Regions from separate parts of the Homo sapiens genome. Here region 1 is linked to region 2. A link is a loop called in an ENCODE intact Hi-C map of the cell type or tissue named here. Cell type or tissue: heart right ventricle. All regions are shown on one strand. Each heading gives the region's core, and the rest is flanking DNA. Links, peaks and the distances in the headings are about the cores only. Region 1 has its middle 15 kb from the start of MTIF3. Region 2 has its middle 9.1 kb from the start of GTF3A.

What was found. Peaks named below come from ENCODE experiments on the same cell type or tissue, not always from the same donor. Only the 100,000 strongest peaks of a DNase experiment are listed, where the experiment ranks them.
Region 1: a loop joins it to region 2, with 2.5 times the contacts of the local background. A loop is called at or near these places in 48 of 110 quality-filtered maps.

The regions. Positions count from the first base shown.
Region 1 is chr13:27,461,539-27,469,872 of GRCh38, reverse strand. No RefSeq gene overlaps it. Among named protein-coding and RNA genes, the nearest start is that of MTIF3, 15 kb to the right of the region's middle. In heart right ventricle, for the core only: no CTCF peak of the experiment used is centred there; no DNase peak of the experiment used is centred there; H3K27ac peaks cover 2,754 bases.
Region 2 is chr13:27,411,354-27,419,687 of GRCh38, reverse strand. No RefSeq gene overlaps it. Among named protein-coding and RNA genes, the nearest start is that of GTF3A, 9.1 kb to the left of the region's middle. In heart right ventricle, for the core only: no CTCF peak of the experiment used is centred there; no DNase peak of the experiment used is centred there; H3K27me3 peaks cover 693 bases.

The DNA of each region.
Region 1 (8,334 bases), core at 256-8,255, 50 kb before region 2:
ACAAGAATAATCTATGTGATTAATAATTCATGTGATTAAATGTCAGAAAGATATGGATTTTGTTTAGGGGCTACTAAACCATTACCATTTTACAAATAAAGAAAACTGGATAAAACTCATCCCTGGGATTACAGACATAATTGTATAAATAAATCCCACATCACTCATGTTTCACAAAATTAAGATTCACTAAGTAAGTACTTTCCACAACCTTTATAAGTTATTTTCATAAGTTTCTAATAGGATTGGTGTACACAGTTCTTTCTTAGCCCTGCCCTAAACCATATAATGAATCTATCATAGACAACTGGTATACTTCAGGTTTGAGTATGTATTTGCATTGCCATAGGAAACAGCCCTTTCTTGGTCAGTTTTTGGAACTAGGTTCCTGAGATAAACCATCCCAGTCTTTGTCTACATGGTTATGAAACCGACCCAATCGTCCCAGAGATAGTTCTTTTGGATAAACATAGAAATGGACTTTTCTGGCTGGGCGCAGTGGCTCACACCTATAATCCCAGCACTTTGGGAGGCCGAGGTGGGAGAATTGCTTGCGCTCAAGAGTTTGAGACCAGCCTGGGCAACATGGCAAGACCTCGTCCCTACTAAAAACACACAAAAAATTAGCTGGGTGTGGTGATGTGCACCTGTGGTCCCAGCTACTCAGGAGGCTGAGGGCGGAAGATAACGTGAGCCCAGGGGGTGGAGGTTGCAGTGAGCCAAGGTCCTGCCACTGCACTCCAGCCTGGGTGACAGGGTGGGTCTTTAAAGCTTGAAATTTACTTTTGTTTTATCTGAGTTCCTTCCTCAGGAAAGGACCCCCAGGCCTCTCAAAAAGTATCAAAGATCTCAACCTCACCAGATCACTGCATCCAGACAATGAGAGTCAGGCCCCTCCCTAGTTCCTGTTTTCCAACACATTGTTACATTTCTTCCCTGCTATATAAACTCCTAATTTTAGTATGTCAGGGAGATGAATTTGAGACTGATCTCCCTTCTCCTCCTCGCCTACAGCACCCAATTAAAGCCTTCTTCTTTGGCAGTAATCATCGTCTCAGTCATTGGCTTTCTGTGCAGCCAGCAGCAGGCCCTAAACCAAACCCCAGGCATTTCAGTAAGTTACATTTTTTTTTTACTACTTTTTGCCATCACATTCTTACATTTTGTATTTCTTTGCTTAACATTATAACATAATGCTTCTATATTACACAGTATTCACGTTTAGAGGAGAAGGCCTCTTTACTGCCTTCCGCTGAACCAGCCACTCATGGTACCTGCCAATCTCCATGGCCTCTGCTGAGCATTCTCTCTGACAGCCCCCAGTCAGGGACACTGGAGGACCGGAGGCTGTGCTCTGGTGCACACCCTCCCCAACTTGTGCTTTCACCTATTGGACTGTCTTCTAACCAAAAGTCTGTTGTGTTTGTCCCCATACCTGTTCTTGCTATCATATTTGATTTTATAATTGCAAAATTTAATTAAATATTACATAAACCATTAAAATGTGAGTGCAAAACAAAATTATAAAGACTAAGTTGCAAATTTCAATAAAAATGAGTCACTAAAAATAAAGGCTACTGAAATGGATATAGTGAGATAACTATAAAAGCCTGGGGGGAGGGCAATCTAGGTGATTCTGCATTCATATAGATCCCCAAATGTCTTCAATTTCTTACACCATGGTAGTGTACAGATGTGATTATGCACAAGATAATGTGGAAGTCAAGGCAGCAGACTTACACTGGAAGAAAAGCTTGGGCTCTAAATTGAAAGACAGGAAAGTAAATGTAACTGTGTATTCTCGAAGTAAAAATAAATATTTAAAATATGTTTTTTTAAATCACTGGTTTCAATTTAGTTGCGCAGGAGGGATTTATTTTAAAAAGTACATCAACATTCCCATGTGTTGATGTATCATAATTTAGTAAACCTGTAATTAATTTTCACTCCATTAGATTATTTGTAAATTTTTTTTAAAATAGTACTACACTGAACACTTTTCATACTATGGTTTTTTGCTTGTTGAATAATTTTTAGGATAATGTTAGAGTAGTACAATTTCTGCTTCCAAGGATATAAATATCTTTTTAGATTTTGGTAAGTACTACCTTTTTGCTTTCCAAAAGAGTAATAGTTTCATCTTCTTAACAGTAGTCTAGTGGGTTATGTTTTGGTTATCTATTATTACATAACAATCTAACTTTATAGCTTAAAGCAACCACTGGCTGGCCAAGGTGGCTCGCACCTGTCATCCCAGTACTTTGGGAGGCCAAGGCAGGAGGATGGCTTGAGGCTAGCCTTTGTAACATAGTGAGACCTCATCTCTATTTTTAAAATAATTTTTAAAAAGCGACCACCATTCCATTAATTCTTATGTTTACAAGGATTGATCAGTGCTCAGCTCGGAAGGTTGATTCTTCTGCTGATTCTTAGGCTGGGCTCACCTGGGGCTGCTTATTCAGCTGCAGGATGAAAGCACTTGGGCATGTCCTGAGTCTCTGGCATGACATCTCCAGGCTCTGACACTGCTTCCAGCCTTCTGGTAAATAAACTGCCAAGGTAGGAATGGGAGGGAGGCAGAGAATTCAGGAGTGCGAGAAGGAAAGATTACCTTTAAGATCAAACCTTTCAGTTTACCTCTGCTCCCCTCCCACCTCACCCCCACCCTGGCTTCGTTCCACGTGAAGGAGGAGAGATGAAAACATCACAGTGCAAAAGTCAGAAGATGGACCTGAAAACCCAAGATAGCCTTATTGCATTTCAGGGGCATGGAAGCCTTTATTTATTTTAAGAACCTTGCTTTAGGATTCCAGATTCCCCTTGAAGCAGTGGGAGTAGAATGCTTCTCTGCAAGTCTTTGTCTGCGTTCATTCTGGTCCCCACATTTGAGTGTGCAATCAATAATTACTACTTTCTTTTTTAAACACGACTTCAGCAAAGCTGGAGTGTCACCAATATAAGAGGCAACTCCGAAACAAAGACTAAAATATATAAATAGCCCCTCTGAAAGCACAGCAAAGGCTGGGCTGTGACCTCCACAGAGGAATCAATATTTCAAATGAGCCTCTGTGCTCTGGGAGCACAATTCTAACCACCCGGCCTGTCTCCACCCTCCTTCTCATCAGCTTCCTCCCCACTTCCCACCTCCACACAAAAGAACAGTGCCAGAAAGCTCAGACATCACCAGATAAGATCTCTGGCAGCACTGCCACACCGTGGCTGTCAGCTGAGACCTTCTGGAAGGAATGTGACCCTCAGCAGAGGACCATGGATGGCATCAGGCCTACATTTAGGAAGTTGGCAATGTCTTCAGAATGTAACTGGAAGAGTTCCAAATGATCAACCTGTCAAAAACCATCTCCCCGGGTGCGGACCTGAAATTTTTCCTGGGTGTAGAATGCAGACAGAAGAGAAGATAAGGGCGAGTTATGGGTGGGAAGACAACATTAAAACGTGGGAGAGGAAAGACAGCCCTTTGTAGGGAGGCAATTTCAGGGGCCATCAAACGTAAACTTCACCTTCCTCTCAGCCTCATCCATCCTGGCCTCCACTGTGGTCCTGCTGAAGGCTTTCTTACAGGTCAGACTCAAGGTGCATGGTTCTTTTGTAGCAGTTCCAACATCACCAGTTTATAGAAACCCTGAACCTGCCCCCGACAGCACTTCATGTAATATTTTATCATAAAGCAATAATAATAATACTAATGTGGTATCTAACATTTAGGAGACATCCCAGCTATATGTTAAAATCACTATCTTCATTTTATAGACAAGTGAGAAACATTTGATAACCTGCCCAAGTAACAGCTAATGAATGTCCCAAGCCCAGTTTTCCCAGATAGCAAAGCCCAAGCTCTTTCCCAGGTTGTCAGGGAGCTCCTGTTCAAGAAACATGCCAACTGGAGGCAGGCCGGGAGGACCCTCAGGCCCGGGAGAGCTGCTCAGCGTCCACCCCTCTAAGAATACCATACGCACATCCTGTTGTTTGAGCTTGTCTGTTTTCCTAGGGAAGAGCAGAAGAAATGGCAGCCACTTGGCAGTGCAAGCAGGTGTCATCTAGGGCATACTGCCAAAACTTGAGCTTTCTTGAAGCAACATTCTAAGAGGAATGTTGTTTACCTCATTTTCCTCCTCATGTGCCTCAGACTCTGGACAGCAGTGATCAGAGTCGGACCATCAGTTTCAGTTGTGGATTATCACCAATACTCAGCAGAGACCTTTAGCAGTCACCCTAACTCAATCATGTTCAACCAAAGCTTTCATTATCCTAACAATGAAAGTCACAGAGCTCTTTTCCCTTTTTATTTTTTTGAGACAGGGTCTTGCTCTGTCACCCAGGCTGAAGTGCAATGGCACCATCATAGCCCACTGCAGCCTCGACCGCCTGTGCTCAAACAATCCTCCTATCTCAGCCTCCCAAAGTGCTGTGGGCTGGGCATTATCCTAATAATGAAAGCTTTGGTTGAACATGATTGAATCTGCTCTATAGATTGAGAATTTTATACCATTTATTACATAGTCTGCTTAAATATAATTTTATACAACAAACTACAGTGATAGGCGTTGTGAGATTCATTATTATATATCTCTTCGGGAAGGCTGGGTGGAAACCCTTTGCGGCCTGGACTCTTCAGTTTTCACATAGAAGTCAAAAATCCTCAGATTAAGTATTTTAGAGAGACCTGAGATCAAGAGATTAATACTCTCTTACATTTGTGTATTCCTTTATAGTTTTCAAAAGAGTTTATCTTTTTGACGGTTGCAATTCTGTGACATTATTATCTTATTTTACGGATGAAAAAGCAAGGGACCAGACCCTCAAAATTACTTGCTCAAGGACCCACGGCAGGTAAAAATATGGAGTTGGGAAATAAATCCAGGTCCTCTGACTCCCACTATGGAGTTCTTTCCTCCACACTAGACACAATTTTGAGAATGAAAGAAATACTGGTATAAATATTCCTTCATGGTAGGTGATTTCCATGATCACCTTTCTAACAGTATTTTTGAGATGTCAAGGAAGTTCTGGGATTATACTCACTAAGAAATACCTAGGTATATATTCAGTTGAATAAGAATATATTATTATTATTACACAGATAACTAGGACACTATTATTTTAGCTACCGTTTATAGAGCAGTAGCTAAGAGCATAGACTCTGGAGACAGATTCCCTAAATCCTGATCCCAGCTCTGCCACCTATTAGTTGGGTGACCTTGGACAAGTTACTTAATCTTTCTGGCCTCAGTTTCCTTACCAATGAAAGGATACATAATAAAAACAATATTACTAAATTATAGATCTTTTAATGAGAACTAAATGAGTCAGTATATGTAAAGTGCTTGGAAAACTGACTGGCACACATGGTAAATCCTGTATGCATTGTGTGTGCAGGGATGTGTAATGTTATTTATTTATTTATTTATTTATTTATTTATTTATTTATTTTTAGTTTTGAGACGGAGTCTCGCTCTGTCGCCCAGGCTGGAGTGCAGTGGCGCGATCTCGGCTTACTGCACGCTCCGCCTCCCGGTTCACGCCATTCTCCTGCCTCAGCCTCCTAAGTAGCTGGGACTACAGGCGCCCGCCACCATGCCCGGCTAATTATTTGTATTTTTTTTAGTAGAGACGGGGTTTCACCGTGTTAGCCAGGATGGTCTCGATCTCCCGACCTTGTGATTCGCCTGCTTCAGCCTCCCAAAGTGCTGGGATTACAGGCGTCAGCCACCACACCCGGCCCATGTTATTTATTAATATATGTCCTGAAGCCATTCTGCTTTTAGGCTGGGGCTAAGTGGGATCTGTAGGAGGCCTTAATTTAGAGCGGGACTCCTGGGTGTTGAGGCCATTTTCTGATCCAGAATTCTCTTTCCCACAAACAAGACAGAATTCCTCCATCAGAAAGACCAGAGAGATAGTGCCCCTGAAAAGGCATGTCAGGAATGGCCTGACCTAGCCCTTGTCTTAGAGGCAGGACAAGGCCAAAGGGGGAGTGGACATGGGGGAGCCCTGCAGGTGGGGAAAGGCCAGGCAGTTCCTGCTGGCTGAGCACCCTAATCTGCTGCAGCTCACTTCCCTCCAATGTGTACACGTTGCTGGGTCACAGGAGGTGTGAGGCTGTGACGGTATCATTTCCAAGAAGATGCTGAAGCTGAAAATTAGCTGGCCAGCAAATGTAGCACAGAGTATACAATGCTACCACCCAGAGCACCACGTGGTTCTGGGCCGCCTGTGGCTCCAACCACAGGCTGCTGGGCTCAGAGGGCTGCTTCCCCGGGTTGATGGAACCCTGCTGTCCCCTGTCCCAGGGCCTTTTGCTAACTGTTGGTTCCAGCTGACGAGTCCTTTCTGTTGGCAGCTCCTCTCCTGCACAGATTTCTCATTTGTAGCTTTCCTACGGCTGTGTGTGCTGCCTCCTCAGGAAAGCCATGGGTCATTTGTCACGGAATTAGGGACAAAAGTCACCAAATCATTTTGCTTCTTTCCTCAGAAGCCTAATTCCCATTTAGTACAGTATCTTACAGGCAAGTAAGAATTATTCAGTAGCAGCACATGCACCCCCACACCCTAAACTAGAGAGACAGGACATTCACTGAAGAGTCGAATGGAAGAAAAGAAATTCTAGAGGATTCTAGGACAAACTTCCAGACCCAGCTTCTACAGAGCACCTCAGACACTCCGACACTTTACTTAGGAGTAATTTGTATAGAAAGTGCTAGCTCGGCCGGGCGCAGTGGCTCATGCCTGTAATCCCAACACTTTGGGAGGCCGAGGCGGGCGGATCACGTGGTCAGAAGATCCAGACCATCCTGGCTAAGATGGTGAAGCCCCGTCTCTACTAAAAATACAAAAAATTAGCTGGGCGTGGTGGCGGGCGCCTGTAGTCCCAGCTACTCGGGAGGCTGAGGCAGGAGAATGGCGTGAACCTGGGAGGCGGAGCTTGCAATGAGCCGAGATAGCACCACTGCACTTCCAGCCTGGGCGACAGAGCAGACTCCGTCTCAAAAAAAAAAAAAAAAAAAAAAAAAAAAAGAAAGTGCTAGCTCTAGTCCAGCCCCTCTCATGAGAATATTTTAGACAATTGTCAGTAAAAAACAGAAATCTGTATTCTTGTGAAATAGTAAGCTTTATTGTGTGTGTTAACAAATAAAACAAATTCCATTTGCACACTGACTGAATTTATAAAATCTCTCTCACCAAAACGGATATACAATCTAATGCAATATTAGCTATGTTTTCATTTTCATTTTCTGTAATATTATATCAGCAGTAAGCAAAATAAAGTTATGACATCTTTTGAAAATAAATGTCGTGAGAATTGACTGTTTTTCTAATTGCTAAGGCCAAAGTATAAAATCTGAGCACCCTCAATCCTGTGGGATATGGACTCGCTGGGGAAAACACACAGCAGATGAGCCAGCCAAAGCCTGACTCCGAATCCAGCAGGCTGCCATGTGGCTCCGCAGACCTCTCCACATGCTTAGAATTCTCTACTGCCCTGTGTTTTGTCTTTGAGTTTGTTACATAACAGTGCTAATGTTTCTCAGCCCCAGTTTTGTCCTTCTGTCCACACTTACTGCCTTTGCCTGGGAAAGTGGTTCTCACCCTGTAGGAGCAGACACACACACACGCACACGCATGCACACGCACATGGCAAAGCTCATGTGTGGGCCCTCCTGCCACGCTCCAGGTGTCCAGGAAGCAATCGAAGGTCTCGCCTAACCAGGTTTGGGGTAAGATGCAGCTCCTGTGATGCGAACTGTCACTCAGCACTTCTCTCACCCATTAAAGCAGCAAGTGGGCCAGGCACCGTGGTGCACTTCTATAATCCCAGTGCTTTGGGAGGGTGAGGTGGAAGGATGGCTTCAGCCCAGGAGTTTGAGACCAGCCTGGGCAACATAGTGAGACCTCTTCTCTACAAAAAAAAAATTAAAAATAAAAAATTAGCAGGACTTAGTGGCATGCACCTGTAGTTCCAGCTATCGGGAGGCTGAGGCAGGAAGATTGCTTGAGCCCAGGAGGTCAAAGCTGCAGTGAGCTATGATTGCACCACTGCACTCCAGCCTGGGCAACAGAGCAAAACCCTGTCTCTAAAAATATAAAAAAAGAAAAAAAGAAGTAAACGAGAGGCCAACTACAGACAGAATAACTTTAAATCCATTCTAATTTGCAAAATCAGGTAAAATCAGTGGCAACTTCTATGACTGAAACTATTATTAACACAAATGACACACACACACCAGTGTGTCATGACATGATGGTTGAGTGTGAAAGGAGGCGTGATGAATTGCCAGTGATTATAGATTATAACCTTTAAGTGATGCATCATCGTGA
Region 2 (8,334 bases), core at 86-8,085:
GTTCACACTTTCATCATCATCACAGAAATTTTAAGCATATACAAAAACATAGTAGTACAAAGAACCCCTTTGGACCCATTAACCAGTTTCAACAGCCAATTTTTTGCCATTCTTGTTTCATCTAACTGCCTCCAGGCCCAATCTATGACTCACAGACCTCAATGTCAGCATATTCAAAACTGCTCTCCCCACTGACCTCAGGGTTTCCTTGTCTCCATGAGCAGTGCCACCATCCACCCAGCTGAATAAACCCATGGCTCCTTCCCTTCTCTCACCCTTGCATTTATTAAATGATCTGTCTCTGTTGATTTTATGTCCCGATCTTCAGTTACACCCAAGGGAGGCTCTGGTCCTCTAGTTCCCATAGTCAGCTGTGATTCCATCAGAAAAGGAGTGTCAAGAGAGCAAACCAGCCACCCCCCAGCCATGTGGAAAGAGTCGTGCTCAGAGGCCATTCTCTCCCAAATGGCTCCACATCTCCCCAGTTCTCCCATTATTCTGCCAAGCCTGGGCCTTCTTTCTATACCATCTGAGTGGGTGTGATTTTACCATGGGCATAGCATGTGGAAATCCACGTTAGCCTCCTCCCTTGCCACTATCCAACTTATGAACGAAGTTGCATCAAATAGAAAGCCAAGATCCCTTCCAGCTCTGACATTCTGATTCTTTGATAGGAAATAGGGAGATGGTGAGACTTTTTTGAGCTGGAAGTTGGCAAGATAAATGTGATACTTCCAGCTCTAACGTTCTATGATCCTATGATAAGAAAGAGGGAGGTGGTGATAACTTTTTGAGTCGGGGCTTGACAGGATAAATATGGTACTAAAGCAAATGAGGATATAGAATAGGATTAGGAGAGAGCCGTAGAGTAGGAAGGCACACTGCTCTCCCGACAGTATCATCATTATCATCACCAGAGTAGGAGGTCTGGACTCCAGGGGGTGACCATGGAACCACAAAGAAGGAGGCAGGTAGAAGAAATTTGAGTGTTTCGCTTAAATGGCAGTTCAGTAATGGTGGTGGCTGAAGGCATGGGCTTTGGAGGTTGGTAGACCTGACTGAATCCTGGCTCTGGCATTTACTATTTGACCTTGAGCCAGATATTTAATCCCTCTGGAGTTCAGGTTTTCTGCACAATGGAGATAATATTTATGCCACATGGTGGTCGTGAGAATTATATGAGATAATTCATGCGAGGTGTTTAACACAGAGCCCAGCACATAGTAAGCAATCAAAAAATAGTAGTCTATTTTGTTGCAATTAGATTACAGAAGGTTGAGACTTCCATCTCGCTAGCAGACTCTCCTCCTTGCCTCCTTGACCTTCTTGGCTTTGGCTTCCACACTTTGCTTTAACCAGCTACCCTGTTGGAGAAGTCTACAAGGCAAATAATTGATGGTGGCCTCTGAGCAACAACCAACTAGGAACAGAGGCCCTCAGTCGGGAGCCCGGGAGGAACTGAATTCTGCCAGCGATCATGCAAGCTTAGAATTGGCTTCTGCTGCAGCCAGACTTTCAGGTGAGACCCTTACCTGGCTGATTTCTTCATTGCAGCCTGGGAGAGACCCTGAAAGAGAATTCATTTCAGCCATGCCCTGATTCTGGGCCCACAGAAACTGTGAGATGATAAATGTGTTTGGTTTAAGCCACTGCGTTTTAGAGTAACTTGTTATGCCGCATAACTAATACACAGAGTCCAGGCTTTTCATGCCACAAAATGACTGTAGGCCTGGTGGTTCTGAACTCACTCACATGGAGGAGAGAGCATTTGAACAAAGGGGCTTCTGGCAGGGGGTGAGGCTCTGACACAAAGTCCAGCCATTTTACAAAATGTCTTCCTAACCATAAATCAGATACAATAAGTCCTCACTTAATAATGTCAGTAGGGGCCGGGCACAGTGGCTCAAGCCTATAATCCCAGCACTTTGGGAGGCCGAGGCGGGCAGATCACTTGAGGTCAGGAGTTCAAGACCAGCCTGGCCAACATGGCGAAACCCCTTCTCTACTAAAAATACAAAAATTAGCTGGGCATGCTGGCGGGTGCATGTAATCCCAGCTACTCAGGAGGCAGAGGCAAGAGAATCGCTTGAACCCGGGAGGTAGAGGTTGCAGTGAGCCGGGATCACACCACTGCACTGCAGCCTGGGCGACTGAATGAAATTCCGTCTCTAAATAAATAAATAAAATAATGTCAGTAGGTTCTTGGAAACTGCAACTCTAAGGTAAATGACTTTGAAAGAAAACATTTTCTTTTTGCCATCAACATTATAGAAATGACCTTCTCCAAGGACCAAACGTATGTCATTTCACTGTAAGTCGTGGTTTTCAAAAACCTATTGACAACATTAAGTGAAGACTTACTGTACACAGTGTGACAAGAATGAGTGTAGTTATGATGATAACTGCACAAACTGTCTCAAATATGGACTGTCCTGGAAAATTCTCCAATGGGTTGTCCCTTGTATGCCAGTTTTCCTGTTATCTCCAACATTATCTCCTCCCAGATGGATAAGGCACAGCCAAGGTGGTTAGTGAGAGCCATTGTCCTTGCAGGTCAGGCAAGGAACCAGGACGTCACCACAGAAACACACCTTTAACTAAAGAAGCAGACCACATGCTCTGTTTCTCCTCTTATAGGCCACATGGCATGGTAGAAAGACCTTCAGATTGGACCCTAATTGCCATTTGTGACTTGAGTCTGACCTTAGGCAACTCTATCCAGCCTGTACAACCTCTTGTGCAGAATGGAGGAGACCCTGCCTGCCTCACTCACTGAGGTGTTACAAGCATCCCATGAGTTCTTGGCAAGTTAACCTCTCTCTGCCTCATCAATCAATGATAATGGTACCTACCTCCTAGTTTGTAAGGATTCAACAAGAAAATACATGTGAAGCACATAGCAGAATGCACAGCAGAGAGGAATTGCTCAGGAAATGTTAGCTCTTTGCATTGTTATCATTATGATCTGCCTGAACACCTTTGTCAGTGACAAAGTGCCAACCATCCGTAAATGGTTTCTGACAATAGTTTCTCAAATATTGGCCCAGACAGAAAGTGAATGAGTGGATGAGCACCATTATGTTGGCAAGGTGAGCTGGAAGACAAGGGGTTAAAAAAGTGCTCTCCACTTTGCCTCTGGATTCAACAAGAAAGATTCTCACTTCTAGGCCACTTTCCTGCTATATCTCAGTCTCTCAGGAAGCCTCAAGGAGTCACTGATTGTCTAATCGCCCAGTTAGGACAGGTCCCCCAGGCTGTCACCTGTGCCTTTGTCCTGGCTCCCAGCTGAACTCATCAGCAGATTTCTCACCCTCTCTCAGGGTCTGCTCTTTGAATGCTCCCCACCACTTCCCTTGGATGTTTGCTTATCTGGAATCACCTAACAGGTGGTGTTTAGACACAGTACCATCTTGCCTTCTTGATGATGGGCTCATCTGCGATTCTGGCCCAGCTTCTCTAATTAGCCCTCCTCTCACTTGGTTGGAGCATCACGTTTTCCTGCAGCTGTAATTGACCCTGTGGGGTACCGCCACAGGCCTGGGCTTAATCACTGCCATCCACTTCAAATCCATTTCAGTCTGTGGTGGCCAGACTCCATCTACTAAGTGAGGCCTAATTGCTCTCTGATTACCCACAGGATCAGGTGCTTGAATGTGCACAGTTCCATCCACAGCACATGCAAGATCCTTGTGTTCGCTAATTTCCTCTGACAGCTTTTTACTCTGAGCCACCAGAGATGCCCCTGGCAGAGGTGAGCAGTCACCTTTAGGGAGCCCTCACCCCATTTCTGGATGGCTTCTTGGCTTACTTTAGGGGTAGAATCCATCCATCTCTCCTCTCCTCCTGAAGAGGATGGGGAAGCCCAGGCTCTCAGCGCAGACTACCAGGTGCCTGGTGGCCTCCAGCCCCTGCAGGGGGAGACTTAAAACTTGATGCAAGTTCTCTCCCTCTTGGAACTTTCAAACTAATGGGTTTGTTCATATTTGCTCAAAACAGTTCATTTTGAGGAGATTCCAGCCTCTATGTTGACCTCAACAGCAACGTAAGACAAAAGAGATGAGGAAAGTACAGGCTGGTCCAGTCCTTTCTTGCTTGTCGCTGGGGCCAGCTTCAGAGATAGGAACCATCTCTCTTGCAGTGGAGGGCTGGATGGAGAAGAGATAGAAGAGGAAGGGTTTCTATTCTCCTTGGGACATCTGGGGTCATGTCTGAGAACTTGCAGGATGTATCCTGGAAAACCACTATTCTACTTTACGCAATGATACAAACTTGCCCCAGAATCTCAACAGGACTTCTATAAATACTCTCTTACCCATGGAGAAGAGAAAACAGCTGGTCTCAAATGTTCCTTCTTCTAAAAATAGGGATTAGAGCAGATGTAGGCACAGTTGCTACTTCTCCTGACTGTGTGCTGCCCCTCCCCATCCAGAGGGAGAAAAGAATTGAAAAAGGGAACATGCCCTCATCTACTTGCAGCTGGAGTGGGATGGGATGAAGTGTTTCTATTCAGCTTTTCTCCTTTGCAGTCCTTTTGTCATTCTTTTCCCCAATGGAGATAGGGTTAAAGACATTGAATTATGTGGGCATTTCCTTTAGCAAATGTAGAAAAAAAATACAGCACACCAAAAGCTCTTCCTTTGTCACCCTTCCACTGCATCACTGTATCACTACAGCTGGAGGACCACCCCAGGGCCGTCTCCCCACAATATACACACAGAAGCAAAGCAAATGTCATGCAGTTTCATGGACTTCAGACCTCAGGTTCAGAATTCCTGCTCCGGAAGTGAGCAGAAAAGGATCTTTCTTTCACCCTTCCTTTCCTCTCCTTTCTCCTCTCCCTTCTCCCCTCTTTCAAGACAGACTCTAGTACAGTAGTGATCATGGCTCACTGCAGCCTTGAACTTCTAGGTTCAAGCAATCCTCCTGCCTCATCCTCCTCAGTAGCTGGGACTACAGCTGCATGGTTGTCTTTTAAATTTTTTTGTGGAGATGGGGTCACACTGTGTTCCTCAGGCTGATCTCAAACTCCTGGGTTCAAGTGATCCTCCCACCTTGGCCTCCCATAGTGCTGGGACTACAGGCATGAGCCATGGCATGCAGAAAAAAAAAATTTTTCAAAAGTAACTTAGGGCAGCTGAGATAGAATGGGGACAACAACATGATGTGAAATTTTAGATCTTGCCGGGGGCGGTGGCTCACATGTATAATCCCAGCACTTTGGGAGGCCAAGGCGGGTGGATCACGAGGTCAGGAGTTTGAGACCAGTCTGATCAGCATGGTGAAACCCCGTCTCTCCTAAAAATAAGAAAGAAAGAGAGAGAGAGAGAGAGAGAGAGAAAGAAAGAAAGAAAGAAAGAAAGAAAGAAAGAAAGAAAGAAAGAAAGAAAGAAAGAAAGAAAGAAAGAAAGAAAGAAAGAAAGAAAATTAGCCAGGCATGGTGGCACACACCTGTAGTCCCAGCTACTTGGGAGGCTGAGGCTGGAGAATTGCTTGAACCTGGAAGGCAGAGGTTGCAGTGAGCCGAGATCGTGCCACTGCACTCCAGCCTGGGCGACAGAGTGAGACTCAAAAAAAAAAATTTAGATCTTTCAGTTGGTCTTCATTGTCACAGTTTAAGTCCTAGAGCTGGTGACTGTTTCCAGCTCAGTACCTTCCTTCAGCATCCCAAAGGTGGGTGACCCAGGATCCTCTGGAAGGGAGCCTGTCCTCCCATGGGATCGTTTGTGACAAGGAATCCTGTGCGTAAGCAGGTGGTTGTCTTACCCGTGACTTCGCCTCCCTCAGCGACTGCCACAGAAAGACATTTGCTTATGGTAGCGGTGACAATGGAGTAAACCTGCATGTAAGGGCTTCAGGTTGGTTCTTTCCATTTTTTTCGTTTTGTTTTGTTTTGTTTTTTTGAGATGGAGTCTCGCTCTGTGGCTCAGGCTGGAGTGCAATGACACTATCTTGGCTCACTGCAACTTCTGCCTCCCAGGTTCAAATGATTCTCCTGCCTCAGCGTCCCAAGTAGCTGGGATTACAGGCACGCACCACCACACCCAGCTAATTTTTTGTATTTTTAGTAGAGATGGGGTTTTGCCATGTTGGCCAGGCTGGTCTCAAATTCCTGACCTCAGGTGATTTGCCCACCTCGGCCTCCTAAAGTGGTGGGATTATGGGCGTGAGCCACTGTGCCCGGCCATCTTTCAGATGTTTTTTGGGCATCTCCGTGTGGCATGCTGTGCCAGCCCCAAGGCGATGCTCAGGGCATGTGCCACAGAACCTTCCAGCTCCTCGCTGTCTATTAAAGGCATTGAGACAACTGGGGCCAGTGCCATATTAGTGGTAAAAAGTATTTAAAACATTAGAGTGTGAGGTCACTCATTTATAGCAGGATTGGTAAAGACAGACTTCATGTGAACTTTGTTCATATCACATACAAACTTTTAATTAAGCTTCTGTTTAGTTTATTTTGCTTAATAAATGAAAGCATGTAAATCTGGGAGAAATTTAGGTTATAGTCCTCTGGAGAAAATTAAAGGGCCAGTTTTTCTCTTTCAAAGTTATTTTTGTTGCTGTCTGTATTTGCAAAAAAAAAAACTTTCTGAATATTATAATTATTCTAAAATTGACTTTACTGAAACACTACTGTTTTTACTTGAATAAATTATATAGCAGTGGCAATAAACAACAAGAATTAATCTCCAGAGTGTAGCCCACTCATAACATTAATGCCCACCTAGAAGTAGTGAGTGGCTGTCTCCATGGAATGAATTTGGGGGTTCAAGAAAGAACCCTACCCCACAATCATTCCTCTCCTTCAAGCTTGAAGGCACACAAAGTGTTGGGTACCTGGAAAAGCAAAGTATATCTTCCTGGGAAGCTGCACATCAGCACCCACCAGCACAGATCTCTGGGACCCCCTGTGGTTGAACAAGTTGGGTTTATTGCCAATCCCATGTGATGTACAAATCTGGAAAAGTCTGGCTGGGAGATGCAAATTGCAGCATATTGAACTATATTTTAGGACTCGTAGGTATTTCGAGGTCACCACCCAAACCCTCTCAGATCCTCTTACATCTCAGAGGTATGTCACCAGCCTTCTGGGTGCCCTGGGGTGCAGGAGACTTTCCACCTGTGGCCCTTGGTGCCCTTGGCCCTCTCCATCTCAGTGCCTGGCCCTCCAGAGGTGCTGGAGGGAGTGACAAAGCCTGGCAGCCTTGCCTGGAGCTGGAGCAGGGTCTGGTGCAGTCTGGGATGCGCTTCTCCTGCCCTTACCAGTTTCCCCTGGGAGCACTTTCTCAGTAAATCACTTGCGCACCAATCTCCATCTCAGGGTCTGCTTCTGGGGAACTCAGATTCAAATCATTTTGTAAAGCTTATTGTGAAAAACAATGTGCCATCATCCCCTGGATTCCCTTCAGTTTCTTGTTCTCCAGAAGCAACCATTCATTCTACATTCGTTTTAGCTTTTTTTCCCCCTATGTTCCTTCAGATCTCTAAATAATATTCCTATAGTGCTGCTTCCTGATTTTTCAGTTTTAGGCATTTCTATTTATTTTCCTCTATGGAATATGACAGACAATTAAGTTCCCACCCTCCATCCTCACCCCCACCCTTAGCTCACCTCTTTCTCTCCATTTTCCTAATATGATTATAAAACAATACTAGGGGCCAGGCTCAGTGGCTCACGCGTGTAATCCCAGCACTTTGGGAGGCTGTGGCGGGCAGATCATGAGGTCAGGAGATCAATACCATCCTGGCCAACGTGGTGAAACCCCGTCTCTACTAAAAATACAAAAATTAGCCGGGTGTGGTGGCACATGCTTGTAATCCCAGCTACTCGAGAGGCTGAAGCAGGAGAATCACCTGAACCCAGGAGGTGGAGGTTGCAGTGAGCGGAGATGGTGCCATTGGACTCCAGTCTGGCCAACAGAACGAGACTCTGTCTCAAAAAGACGAAAAACAAAACAAAACAATACTAGGTTACTCTTAGATAGAACTTACTACATTCCAGGCATTGTTCTAGGCATTTTACATGTGTTAATTCACTCAATACTGCCCCAAGCCCTAGACAATAAGTTCTGTGATCATCCCCGTGTTACAGATAAGGAAACTGGGTCACCGAGTGGTTAAGCGAATGGCCCAGTCACACAGCTAGTAAGTGGTGGATACAGATTTGAATATAAACAGTATGGTTTCAGAGTCTATGCTCTCAATTGCCACATCATATTGCTGGGATTATGCCATAATTTTAGTTAGACCAGTCTTCAGTATTTATATGTACTAATATGATTACATCAGTGCTATGTAGGTGGTAAACTGTGATTTCTCTTTCCTTCTTGAAAAACA